2 separate regions of the Homo sapiens genome follow, and region 1 is linked to region 2. A link is a contact called in ENCODE POLR2A ChIA-PET data. All regions are on one chromosome and are shown on one strand. The core of a region is the stretch at or near the end of the contact, and the rest is flanking DNA. Distances in the headings are between cores, read along the strand shown.

The links. ChIA-PET counts read pairs that join two places held with the same protein, here RNA polymerase II (POLR2A).
Region 1: POLR2A ChIA-PET joins it to region 2 with 12 read pairs in MCF 10A. The contact joins two enhancer-like sites. POLR2A ChIA-PET finds 5 or more read pairs at or near these places in 7 of 52 experiments (H1, MCF 10A, OCI-LY7 and 3 more).

What each region holds. Positions count from the first base shown.
Region 1 is chr16:68,662,984-68,669,759 of GRCh38, reverse strand. The region is part of intron 2 of CDH3 (cadherin 3); the gene reads right to left. Among named protein-coding and RNA genes, the nearest start is that of CDH3-AS1, 20 kb to the right of the region's middle. Within about 2 kb of position 1,544, at least 3 of the 41 ENCODE cell types and tissues checked have a DNase peak (open chromatin) inside an H3K27ac peak, as active enhancers do.
Region 2 is chr16:68,705,125-68,711,620 of GRCh38, reverse strand. It overlaps a transcript of CDH3 not described here. Among named protein-coding and RNA genes, the nearest start is that of CDH1, 29 kb to the left of the region's middle. RefSeq lists silencers at 1-161, 3,901-4,195, enhancers at 1-251, 252-753, 3,683-3,827, 4,032-4,589 and a cis regulatory region at 3,755. Within about 2 kb of position 4,185, at least 9 of the 41 ENCODE cell types and tissues checked have a DNase peak (open chromatin) inside an H3K27ac peak, as active enhancers do.

The sequences.
Region 1 (6,776 bases), core at 295-2,794, 39 kb after region 2:
CAATTATTTCCTTTAAGGAGAGACTCAATGACTCCAATCCTCTCCCACCAGGTAACCCAGAAGGAGGCTAATGGATTGACTCCCCTACTACTCAGAAGACTTAATCCCCAAAACTCTGAGAGCTGCTACCGCCCACCCCCCCCGCCACCCCACCAGGAGCTAGAAATCCTCTTCCCGCTGTCTACAAAATCTGCTTCCCACTAGAGTGTACAACTCACTCTACTACCCTGTCTTCTGGCATATTTCCACTGTTACATGGTTCCACATATTTGTAGCACAGTATCTGGGCTGTGCATCTATTTGTAGAAGGGACAGTGTCAATAATCAAGGGGAAGCCAACGGTCATGTATTATAGGTGTATGTGCCTCCCACTCAGGGTGCATATTCCAGATACATCTGAGGAGCTGGCCCCATCAGCTCTAAACTGCTTTGAGTTGGGTACAGAGCACAACCAAGGGGCAATGGTCCAGACTGATAGGAATAAGCTTCAAACACCCACTCTGCTCAGGATACCCAGCTAAGTGTTTTCCTACCCAAATCCTCACAAAATAACCTGCAATGTGGTATTACTTCTCCCAATCTGACAACTCAGGAAACAAGAGGCTGCCAGGGGTTGAACTGCCCCAGGAAGCAGCAAGATCAGGTTTCAAATCCTGAAGGCAGGGAAATAATGAAGAATACGAAATTTGGAGTCCAGAAGACTTGGATTCCAATCCCTATAATGTCACTTATCTATCACATGATTGGGCAAATTGTATGATTATATAGAAGCTCAGTTTCCTCATCTGGAAAATGAAACAATACCTACCTCATCAGGTTATTAGGAAGATTAAATGGGATAGTGTTCAAACAGCACTGAATACTGTGCCTGGCCCAGAGTAAGTAAGGTAAGCTCTCAATAAAAAGGTACCTTAGACTACTTACAATTAACCTAGGCTTCTGACATCCACATCCTGGCCTCTTTCTATGTATACCATCGAAAAATTCTCTCTCAAAGTGGGAAGAAGTTAGCTACAGCTGTATGCTTTACTCAACGGATGAAGCTGATCAAAGATGGTGACACATGGGACCAGAGGGCACAATAGGGAACTGGCTCAGTCTGCATTTGGAGAGGGCTGTTTTGTAGGGGTCCTCTGTGGTTTACCAGAGGAAGCAGAAGACGGAGATTTCATGAAAAAGCTGGCCTTTCTAGGGAAACTTGCTAGGCACATGTAGGAACATGAGTAGTCTTCTCTGCAAGCTATGAGTCAAGACATAGTAAATGGTAAGCCCTGGGGCAGATCATTACAATTTCCTCCCAGATGCTTCCTGGCACCACTGGCTTGTATCACTAGTTTCATAATGAAACTGATACGAAACCAGGTCTCATCATCACTCATCCCTCCTTTACCCCATCTTTTAATAGTCAGCGAAGTAAACTGACTCCTGTTCCTAACTGCAGCATGGTTCCACAAGGCCACACATCTTGGCCAAATCACGGGGGCATGAATGGGCTTGCATCAAACTCTTTCTGGGGCAACTTGATGATGAGCACATGGGGCAATAGTTCAGAATTTAAGGCTGGAAAATGAAAGCCTAAACATAGCTCTTTCTTCCACACCCATCCAGGGCTTCAGACAGTCATTTGACCGCATTAGCCTCAGTTTCTCCCACAAGGATTCTGAATTACAAGGTCAATGAACCTGATGAAGAGGTGCCTGCTCTACCAATATAAATGGACAGCTTTTAGCACTGAGCCTAAATGTACATTCCCTAAAATACTGTCGGGGAAGGGAAAAAGGGAATCAGTAACCTGAGGCTGCTTCTAGAGAAATTAACAATTAATATCATAGGACACATTATAGGTAAAAATAAATAAAAAGAGAAATTAACAACAAAAAAGCCAGAGCTCTATGTATCTGCACTCGATAGAAGACATCCAATGGAAACCAGGAGTCTCTGGCCTATGTTCAAAGCTCCTCTCTAAAGATCATCCTGCCAAGCCTGGCCTCGGGTCCTGAACTGGCGCCACTAATAAAACTTGGGCAAGAAGAGTTTGGTCCCTGGGGTACTAGAGCTATTGGGAAAAGAAAGCTTTTTAAATAGACTTATAAGAATTGATGGATGCTGGGCTAAGAACTCATTCCTCTTATGTTCCAGGCCTGCTTTTAGGTTGGAATTTGCCTAGACACCTCCATACTCCCAAGGGAATACCCTTGAAGGTCAGGAGCTTGTCTCTTCCTGGAGGTGCTATCTGGTCCTGATGTCCAACATTACTGGATGTTCTGGCAAAATAAAACCACCCATCTTTCCGTAGACAAAATGTCCATCAAGTGATCACTCTCCACCAATTTCCCTACTGATCTCTGGGTATTTTGACTAGAGGAAAAGGAAAACATCATCTTAAACATATTGTGGCCAAAAGGCAGCCTGGGGAGTTGGGGGAAGAGATTGCCTAGGAAATTTCTATTCTAGCTTGCTTTAGGGACATACCTAGCTCACAAAACAAACAAATTTGTCCTTATAGCTATCACTACCTTCTGTTAAGGGATTGGGATAAGAGGGCACCGGGGAAAAGTAGGTGGAAGTGACTTGAAGAAAGATTCTGGCATTTTTCCTAAGTAAAACTACATATAGAAAAAAGTTCACCAACTAAGAAATACAAATTAAAAGGGCAAGTGCTGTGTCACAGTTGGGAACCGGGTGCTGCTATATATTGCTAGGGGTGGGGGAATATTAACTGGCACAACCTTTCTGGCAAATTAAAATGCCTTAAACAAGCCCATTGACCCAGGAATTGTGCCAAGATACCATCCCAGATGTGACAAAACCATACCTGCCAGGATGTTCGTGACTTGCTTAATAGGGAAAAAAAGCAAAAAAAGGTCTCAACAACCTAACTCTCAACAGAACAGTTAATTATGCTGTGCCACAGTCACCCAAATGCCTAATCTACAGCCTTAAATACTATAAAAGAAAACCTACCCAGGAAAAAGTATTTTGCAGAGGGGGGAAAAAAGCAGGTCATAAAGCCATTTATAGCATAAGGCTGACAATTATTATATAAAATATTTATAGTTTTATTCTTGTACCAAAAAGAAGAGAGAGAGAGGGGCTGAGCCCTGGTGCCAAGGCTGTGGTCTGCCTCTCTCCGTCACCAAGTATTTTCCACGCACAAGAAAACCAAGATGGTGGCCAGTGAGCCAGACCCGTTTTGAGGAGACCCACGGGAGAGGTCATAGGGCAGCAAAGTGGGGTGGGGGGAAGAGGCTGCACATGCTGGGATCCCAAGAGGCCTTGGGGCTCCTGGATTCACTTGGGACCCACCCCTGGGCATGCTGGGAGGCCCATTGCCCTTGCCTAGCAAGCTTGGGGCAGCTCTGCAAGGGCCTGCCAGAGCCCTGGGTGCACCTATTGGGTGTCCAGGCCTTTTTCCCCAGAGCTGTAAGCAGAGCAGCTCTTGGAGGGCAACAGAACCCAGGTGGAGTGCAGTTACACCTGGCGGATGGCACCCATCTATACACAGGCCCCCTGGACCTGGATCTTCTCACAGATAGGGCTGACGGGGTGTGTGAGGGCCTCAGCTTGCAGCCCTTCTCTGACCCAGCCAAGCAGAAGAGGAAGCTGGGATACTGGGGAGGCAAGCCTGGAGAGTGAGTGGTGAAATCATTCAGACTCGGGCCCTCTGCCTCAGATCAGATACCCTCAACAAAGACTCAGGTGGAAAGATTGGGAAATGGATGATTGATTTCAAATATTCCTTTGAAAAGACAAAGGTCCCGTATGGGTGGTAGGCCCCCATTTTGCCTTCCAGTTTTTCCACAGTAAACATGTATTTGATTTTCAATCAGAATTTGATGTGAGTTTTTCCCCCGACTAGAAAAATTATATGGCAACCCCATGTCGTTGAGGGTGGAGAAAGCAGTTCCAGGGGAGTTTTGGCTGACGAAAGCTCTGCTGTGTTCATCAAGTTCCTCATAACCCTTAGGAGGTGAGTCTTCCCTCCCAGAGTGAAACCCAAACTAGGCACTCTGAGAGTTTGGAACGCGGCTGACTCAGCATGAGGTGTGCTGTCTGGCTCACTGGCTACCATCCTCAAGGACCATGCCAGAACAAAGATCCCAGTGATCAACCTGAGACAGCTGTGGTAACAATTAAGGGTCTGGTAGGTAAAAGTGCTGTGTACTGGCTCTGCAGCCTTGCGTCAATCACTTAATCTCTAAACTGTTTAACAGTAAGTACTCAATAAATGTAAGCCATTTATTGCTGCTTAATTTCCAGTCTCTAAAATGGGAATACACACACACACACACCCCCAGGTGCTTGTTAGGGTCAAATATGATGTGTTGTGCTTTATATTTATTTATTTATTATTTTTTGAGACAGAGGCTAACGCTGTCACCCAGGCTGCAGTGCAGTGGCATGATCTCGGCTCACTTGAACCTCCCAGTTTCAAGTGATTCTCCTGCCTCAGCCTCCCGAGTAGCTGGGACTACAGGCACATGCCACCACACCCGGCTAATTTTTTGTATCTTTTGTAGACGTGAGGTTTCACCATGTTAGCCAGGCTGGTCTCAATCTCCTGACCTCATGATCTGCCCGCCTCAGCCTCCCAAAGTGCTGGGATTACAGGCATGAGCCACTGTGCCCAGCTGTGTTGTGCTTTAAAAAGCACAATAAAGTATTAAAAACCAGGGGCAGTGATTTAAAAAGCAACACAGAAGGACAGGAAGGTGAAGGCCATTCAGAATCCTAAGATAAGCAGAAAGTTTAAAAATAGGATCAACTGCCATAGAGGCAAGCATAGGAAATTAAATCCCAAATGCCATGCAGCTAGGCACAGTGGCTCATGCCTGTAATTCTAGCACTTTGGGAGGCCAAGGCGGGTGGGTCACTTAAGTCCAGGAGTTTGAGACCAGCCTGGGCAACATGGCGAAACCCCATCTCTACCAAAATTAGCTGGGAGTGATAGTGCATGCCTGTGGTCCCAGCTACTTGAGAGGCTGAGGTGGGAGGATCACCTGAGCCTGGGAGATCAAGGCTGCAGTGAGTCGTGATCACACCATGCACTCCAGCCTGGGCAACAGAGAGAGACCCTGTCTCAAAATAATAATAATAATATCAATAAAATGCTATGCTTCTTTCATTCACATCTCACCAGTTTGTTCCTTTCTATACATTTAGCTCTTCAAAGAGGGCTTAATGTTGTCACAGAGCAGTGATTCCCAAACATAGCTGATAGAATCATCTGGCAAACAATTTAAAAAATCCAGATTCCCTGCCGACCGCCCACCTATCACTTCTACTGAGTCAGCTTCTGGAAGTGCATCTGGGGAAAGCAGTTTGTTGCTTTTTTTTAAAGTTCTTGATTCTCTCATTTATTTCTCATGAGAAGGTAAATTGGTATGGCTTTTGATGGCACTTCAGACCACATATCAAAAATTTAAATATCCAGATCCTTCCTCTGACCAAAAGTTATATCTGTCTATTCAGTATCTCTTTTGGATGCTTTCAAGATATCCTGAAATCAGTATGTCAAAACTTAAATTCACGATCTTTACTTAACCCAAATATGGTCTTTTTCCAGCATTCTCCCCCAGGGAATAGCATATCATGTACTCAGCTTGAGAACAGAATCCGGGCATCAGAAGCAGCCCAGAGTCTGGAGCCAGAGTGCCTGGGCTCAATTACCAGGCCCACACTGACTTTGGGCAAGTTGGCTAACCTCTCTGGGCCTGTTTCCTCAGCTATGAAATGGGAATAATGCTAATATCTACCTCAGTTGAATGAGTTAATACTTAGCATAGTGGGGGAGGGGGGAGGGATAGCTTTAGGAGATATACCTAAAGCTAAATGACGAGTTAATGGGTGCAGCACACCAGCATGGCACATGTATACATATGTAACTAACCTGCACATTGTGCACATGTACCCTAAAACTTAAAGTATAATAAAATAAAATAAAATAAAAAATAAAATATCTGATTAAAAAAAATACTTAGCATAATGCCTGGCATATGGTTTAGCTAGCAGCTGCTTCTTCCTTGACCATTTCTCCCTTAGAGCTTCCCTTCCCAGACTATCACCCACCAAGACTTAGGCCCCTTCCATCTCTACCCCCACCACCTTAGTGCATACAACATCATCTTTAGTATAAATGGGTGCAAAAATCTCCATTTAAAAAGATGAATCTCTTAAAAATGCAACAGCATAGTACATTTGAAAAAAATGAAATAAGGTCACTTTCGGCCAGGCGTGGTGGCTCACGCCTGTAATCCCAGCACTTTGGGAGGCCGAGGCGGGTGGATCTCGGGGTCAGGAGATCGAGACCATCCTGGCTAACGTGGTGAAACACCGTCTCTACTAAAAATACAAAAAAAAAGTTAGCCGGGCATCATGGCGGGCATCTGTAGTCCCAGCTACTTGGGAGGCTGAGGCAGGAGAATGGCGTGAACCCGGGAGGCAGAGACGGAGGTTGCAGTGAGCTGAGATCGTGCCACTGCACTCCAGCCTGGGTGACTGAGCAAGACTCCGTCTCAGAAAAAAAAAAAAAAAGTCACTTTCCTATTTGAAACTCAGTGATATGCCTTTGTTCCTGGGATAAAAAACAATCTGGCTGGGGACAGTGGCTCATGCCTGTAATCCTAGCACTTTGGGAGGCCGAGGCAGGTGGATCACCATGAGGTCAGGAGTTTGAGACCAGCCTGGTCAACATGGTGAAACTCCGTCTGTACTAATACAAAAATTAGCTGGGTGTGGTGGCAGGCACCTGTAGTCCCAGCTATAAGGGAGGCTAA
Region 2 (6,496 bases), core at 2,936-5,435:
TGGCCACTTCCCCGTCCCCTCTCCAGTGGGAAGCAGAACAGAGGCTGTGGGAAACCGGCACCATACCGTCCCTGGCATGGGCGCAGCCAGCCCTGCGTGCAGCCAGCCCTGTGTGCAGTTCCTCACCTGTGTAACCTTGGGTAGCCCTGCTGCACCTGAACTTCCTCACTCACAGGTCCCCCAGCCGCCTCCAAGTGTTCAAAATGCCCAGAACTCTGCACTGCCCTCCTCACACCTGCTCTTTCTCTTTCTTTCTTCTTTCCTTTTCTTTCTTTTTCTTTCTTTTTTTCTCTTTCTCCCTCTCTCTCTCTCTGCTGGAGTTTCACTTTTGTTGCCCAGGCTGGAGTGCAATGCCGCAACCCAGCTCACGGCAACCTCCGCCTTCTGGGTTCAAGCGATTCTCCTGCCTCAGCCTCCCGAGTAGCTGGGATTACAGGCATGCGTCACCATGCCCGGCTAGTTTTGTATTTTTAGTAGGGACAGGGTTTCTCCATGTTGGTCAGGCTGGTCTCAAACTCCCGACCTCAGTGGATCCGTCCACCTTGGCCTCCCAAAGTGCTGGGATTACAGGCATGAGCCACCTCGCCTTCTCTCCTCCCCTCCCCTCCCCTCCCCTCCCCTTTCCTCCCGTCCCCTCCCCCCTCCCCCCTCCTTCCCCTCCCCTCCCCTCTCCTCCCCTCCCCTCCCTTCTCTCCTTCCCTCTCTCCTTTCTTCCTTTCTTCTTTTCTTCTTTCTCTCTCTCTCTCCCTTTTTCTCTTTCTCTCCTTTTTTCTTCTGAGACAGAATCTCGCTCTGTCGCCCAGGCTGGAGTGCAGTCACTCAATCTCGGCTCACTGCAACCTCTGCCTCCTGGGTTCAAACGATTACTCCTGCCCCGGCCTCCTGAGTAGCTGGAATTACAGGCGCCCGCCACCACACTCGGCTAATTTTTGTATTTTTAGTAGAGACGGGGTTTTGCCATGTTGGCCAGGCTGGTCTCAAGCGATCCGCCTGCCTCGGCCTTCCAAAGTGCTGGGATTACAGGCGTGAGCCACCGCGCCCAGCCATAGTTTTTCAATCTAAGCTCTATTGACTTTTCAGAGGGAGGATCATGTGCTGTGGGGGCTGTCCTGTGCATTGTAGGGGGTTTAGCAACATCTCTGGCCTCTACTCATTAGATGCCAGTAGCACCCCCACTCCAGTGGTAACAACCACAAATGACTCCAGACATTGCCAAATATCCCCTGAGATGGCATAACTACCCCTGGTTGAGAACCACTCGGTTAGGGTGACCAGCTGGGATGGCGAGGCATCCTCAGACTAGCAAATGGGAAGCCAGGGCAGCCCTTAGTCCTAACAGGGCAAGTGCAGAAACTGCCTTTCAGACCCCAGGGAGTGTTGGAGCCATGGAAGAGGGTCCACATGACAGGAGCTGTGGCCATAGAGGGTGCAGAGCGCAGCCAGTGCCAAACCCAGCCCGGCAGGGAGGGAGCAGGCGGAGGGATACTGCCACTTCCCCTCCTTCCCGCCCCATCTCCTGTGGGTTCCTTCCCCCAATGTAACCAACCTAATCCAGAACACAGGGCAGCTAGGGCTGCCTCCTGGTTGCAGAGCAGCGGGAAGAAGGGAAGAGAGTGGATCTGGGGGAAACGGGGAATTAACCAGCGCAGAGGCCATTGTGGCCATCCCAGTTGGGGTGCTGGTGGCTGGGACAAAGGTGGTGGTGGAGAATGGACAGAAGTGGTTGAATTCCAGGATATCTGGGAGGACTCCATGGATGATCAGCATGGGCAGTCAATAAAAGGAAGGAGTTGAGGACAAGGTGTTTAGGTTTCTGGTTTGGGCAGCTGGGCTGATGATGGTGCCGTCTTTAGAAATGAAGGAGACAGAAAAAGGAGGCCAGGCGCGGTGGCTCACGCCTGTAATCCCAGCACTTTGGAAGGCCGAGGTGAGTGGGTCGCTTGAAACCAGCCTAGCCAATATGGCGAAACCTTGTCTCCACTAAAAATACAAAAATTAGCCGGGCGTGGTGGAGGGCGCCTACAATCCCAGCACCTTGGGAGGCTTAGGTAGTAGAATCGCTTGAACCTGGGAGGCAGAGGTTGCAGTAAGCCGAGATTGTGCCACTGTACTCCAGCCTGGGTGACGGAGGGAGACCCTGCAACCCTGCTCACCCCACTGTAGACTGCACCTCCATGAACCCTTCTCCGGTCACCTTTTGAGCTTGCCTCTCTTGCTTGCCAGCACTCTAATTGACAAGAGTGCTTCTGCGCCGGGTGCAGGGGCTCGTGCCTGTAATCCCAACACTTTGGGAGGCCCAGGAGGGAGGATGGCTTGAAGCCAGATCGAGACCAGCCTGGGCAACACAGTGAGACCCCTTCCTTACCAAAAACAAAAAATCAGCTGGGGGTGGTGGTACACACCTGTAGTCCCAGCTATTCAGCAGGCTGAGGTGGGAGGATTGCTTGAATCCAGGAGGTCAAGGCTGCAGTGAACTGTGATTATACCACTGCACTCAGCCTAGTAGATGGAGTGAGACCTTGTCCCAGAAAAACAACAAATAGGCTGGGTGCAGTGGCTCACACCTGTACTCCCAGCACTTTGGGAGGCTGAGGTGGGCAGATCACCTGAGTTCAGGAGTTTGAGACCAGTCTGGTCAACATAGTGAAACCCAGTACCTAATTAAAAAATACAAAAATCTGCCAGCATGGTAGCTCACACCTGTAATCCCAGCACTTTGGGAGGCCGAGGTGGGTGGATCACCTGAGGTCAGGAGATTGAGATCAGCCTAACCAACATGGTAAAACCCCGTCTCTACTAAAATACAAAAATTAGCCAGGTGTGGTGGCAGGTGCCTGTAATCCCAGCTACTCAGGAGGCTGAGGCAGGAGAATCGCCTGAACCCGGGAGGTGGAGGTTTCAGTGAGCTGAGATCATGCCGCTGTACTCCAGCCTGGGCGACAGAGCGAGACTCGGTCTCAAAAAAAAGAAAAAAAAAAAGAAAAAGAAAGAAAGAAAAGAAAAGAAAGAAAGACAGAAAAGATAAAGCATTGGGGGGTGCAGGGCTGCAATTCTAAGGAGGATGCAGTCCCCTTCAGGGCTGGCATCTCTGACAGGCTGACATGTGGGTGATGCCTGAAGGACGTGAGGGAGCCGAGAGAAATCTAGGGGAATGGCATGCCAGGCAGAGGGCACAGCAAGTGCAGAGGCTCTGAGGAAACGTGGTTTGATTTGGAGTGAAACTTCAGCGTTTTACCTGGCACATGGTAACTGCTTAATTTGTTCAAGTCCTACTAATTATCTTTTTTTTTTTTTTGAGATGGAATTTTGCTCGTCACCCAGGCTGGACTGCAGTGGTGGGATCTCGACTTGCTGCAACCTCCACCTCCCAGGTTCAAGGATTCTCCTGCTTCAGCCTCCGGAGTAGCTAGGGTTACAGGCGCCCTCTACCATGCCCCACTATCTTTTGTATTTTTAGTAGACATGGGTTTTCACCTTGTTGGCCAGGCTGGTTTTGAACTCCTGGCCTCAAGTGACCGGCCCGCCTCGGCCTCCCAAACTGCTGAGATTACAGTCTTGAGTCACTGCGCCCAGTCTATCATTCTTGTAATTAGTGGGCATCGTCTTCCTGGAGTGCCTGGGTCGTCAGGTTCCTGGAGGACACACAGAGGTCTCAGCGCCCTGCCCTGTCAGCTGTGGGCTGGCCGTGGTTTACCGGATGGACAACAGTGGGGACAGAAGTTGGAACGGAGCCCAGGCATTCCTGACCCGCCCCGCCCCTCTCAGATTCCTCCCCGGCCCGCCACACCCCTGCCGCTTGCTGGGCAGTGGGTACAGGGAATGCAGGGGTGGCTTCCCACCCCACCTCTAACTTGGAGAGGGCCTAATACCAAGCGAGGACAAGGCTGGCAGTGACCACCTGGCGATCCCCAACTGCACTGCAGGCTCAGCGCTAAACACTGAGTGCTTTTCCACCATCGCCTCCTAGGGGTCTCCTTTCAGCCCACTGAGAGGCCAGGGTGGTGAGTCACTCCCACATCTGCAGCCTTTAGGGGCTGCTGTCTTAGCCACCGCCCTACCAGACTACAGGGCGCTCTCAGACAGGCTCCCCGGTTCCCCGAGAGAGGAATCTCCTAGCTCCCGCCTGCCAGCTCTGCAGCTGCCCACAGGCCCCGACAGGCCCTGCCGCATCCTCAGGGACTGAGGATACAGCAGAGGAGGAACCAGGTTCTGCCAGCCCCGGGATGGAGCTGAGTCAGGCCTTTTTCAGGGCTCCTGGGACTGGGCCTTGCCCTGAACTCAGCCTCCAGCCCAGGCGTGAAGGAGGACACCCAGGACTGGGCGCCTTGGCCCCCCGCTCCTTACCTGTCCAACCTCATCTCTGCACACACTCTCGACCCATCTCAACCCGTCCCTCTGCTCCAGCCACACTGGCCTCCCTGCTAAACCCTGCTGAAACCTGCTAAACCCTTAGCCCTTGCCATTCCTTTTATGTAGACAGGACACTGCATACTTGCTCCCTGATAGCCTCCAGTCTTTGTCCAAATGCCACCTTCCCAGCAGTGCCTTCCCTGGCTCCTAGAACTGAGCCCTACCCCCAGGCCCTTCCTCCCTAGGCCCCATCCCAGCTCCATTTTCCTCCATGCTTCACTTTTACTAGACCACGTATTTTACTGATTTGTCTTGTTTATGGACTGTTTCTCATTGAAAACTCCCTTAGACTGGGCAGCAAGGGCCTCTACCCTGCCCTTCTGCCCCTCCTCATAGAGCTAAGGAAATGTGACTACTGGCCGGGCACAGTGGCTCACGCCTGTAATCCCAGAACTTTGTGAGGCTGAGGCAGGCGGATCATTTGAGGTCAAGAGTTCGAGACCAGCCTGACCAACATGGCGAAATCCTATCTCTACCAAAAAATACAAAGATTAGCTGGGTGTGGTGTTGTGCACCTGTAGTCCCAGCTACTCAGGAGGCTGAGGCACGAGAATCGCTTGAACCTGGGAGGCGGAGATTGCTGTGAGCCAAGATTACACCACTGCACTCCAGCCTAGGCAACAGAGTGAGACTCTGTCTCAAAAAAAAAAAAAAAAAAAAAAAAAAGGAAATGTGACTACTAGAACCAGCATCTTTGTCCCTCAGGCCTTCCCCAGTTCTGTCCCCAGGCAGCCAGCACAGCCCAGGTGTGTACTCCAAGGCCCATGGGGTGGTCAATGGAATGCTGTGCTGGGGGACAGTGGAGGGAGCTGGGACACATGGGTTGGGGTGCCACACAAGGAGCCTGGTGGTGCTGGATGGTGCTTGGGCTGGGTAGAGCAGGGCACTGGCCGCTGCTCCTGGGCTGGGACTCACCCTCCCCACGGAGGCACACTCTAGCCCAGTATTCTAGGTGTCTGTGAATTCAGATTTAAATCTGGCTCTCCCAATCACTGTGAGGATACACCTGTCCAAGTAGAAAGATAGAGTATCTTTTACTTAGGAGTTTGTGATGTCGATCTTGACACATTTGGTATGTGGGCCCTACACATATATCTACCTGCAGCCCCCATGTTAGTGCTGGGCTCTTTTTTTTTTTTTTTTTTTGAGACGGAGTCTTGCTCTGTTCCCCAGGCTGGAGTGCAGTGGCATGATCTCGGCTCACTGCAAGCTCTGCCTCCCAGGTTCATGCCATTCTCCTGCCTCAGCCTCCCGAGTAGCTGGGACTACAGGCACGTGCCACCACGCCGCGCTAATGTTTTGTATTTTTAGTAGAGATGGGGTTTCACCGTGTTGGCCAGAATGGTCTCGATCTCTTGACCTCGTGATCCACCTGCCTTGGCCTCCCAAAGTGCTGGGATTACAGGCGTGAGCCACCGCGCCCGGCTCACTGGGCTTTTTTACTGTTTTCTGCATTGCTATAACCCTAGCACCAAGAACAGTGTCTTGGGGCTGGGCACGGCGGCTCACGCCTGTAATCCCAGCAGTTTGGGAGGCCGAGGCAGGTGGATCACCTGAGGTCAGGAATTCAAGACCAACCTGGCCAACATAGTGAAACTCCGTCTCTACTAAAAATACAAAAGTTAGCCAGGCATGGTGGCATGCGCCTGTAATCCCAGCTACTCGGGAGGCTGAGGCAGGAGGATCACTTGAACTCGGGAGGTGGAGGTTTGCAGTGAGCCAAGATCGCGTCACTGCACTCCAGCCTGGGGGATAGAGCGAGACTGTATCTCCAAAAAAAAACCAGTGTCTTGCACAGAACAGGTGCTCAATGAAGTTGTTAAACGAATGAATAAAAAAGCCTTAGATGATGCCACATACTCAAGGGGACCCCAGAAGTGGCTGGGAATGCTGTGGCTTTTGTGCTTCAGGGCTACAGAGTCTCAGAGTCAGTGAGGCCAACTCCACCTTGCAGGAAGCCATAAGCATTACCTGAAGGGCACCTTCTACGGCCTGCCTGCCCCACGGCCCCATCTGCAACTGGAGTTTATATCCTTAATTGTAAAAAGAGCCCACCTGGCAATCAAGGAGATCTAGACCCCAAAAC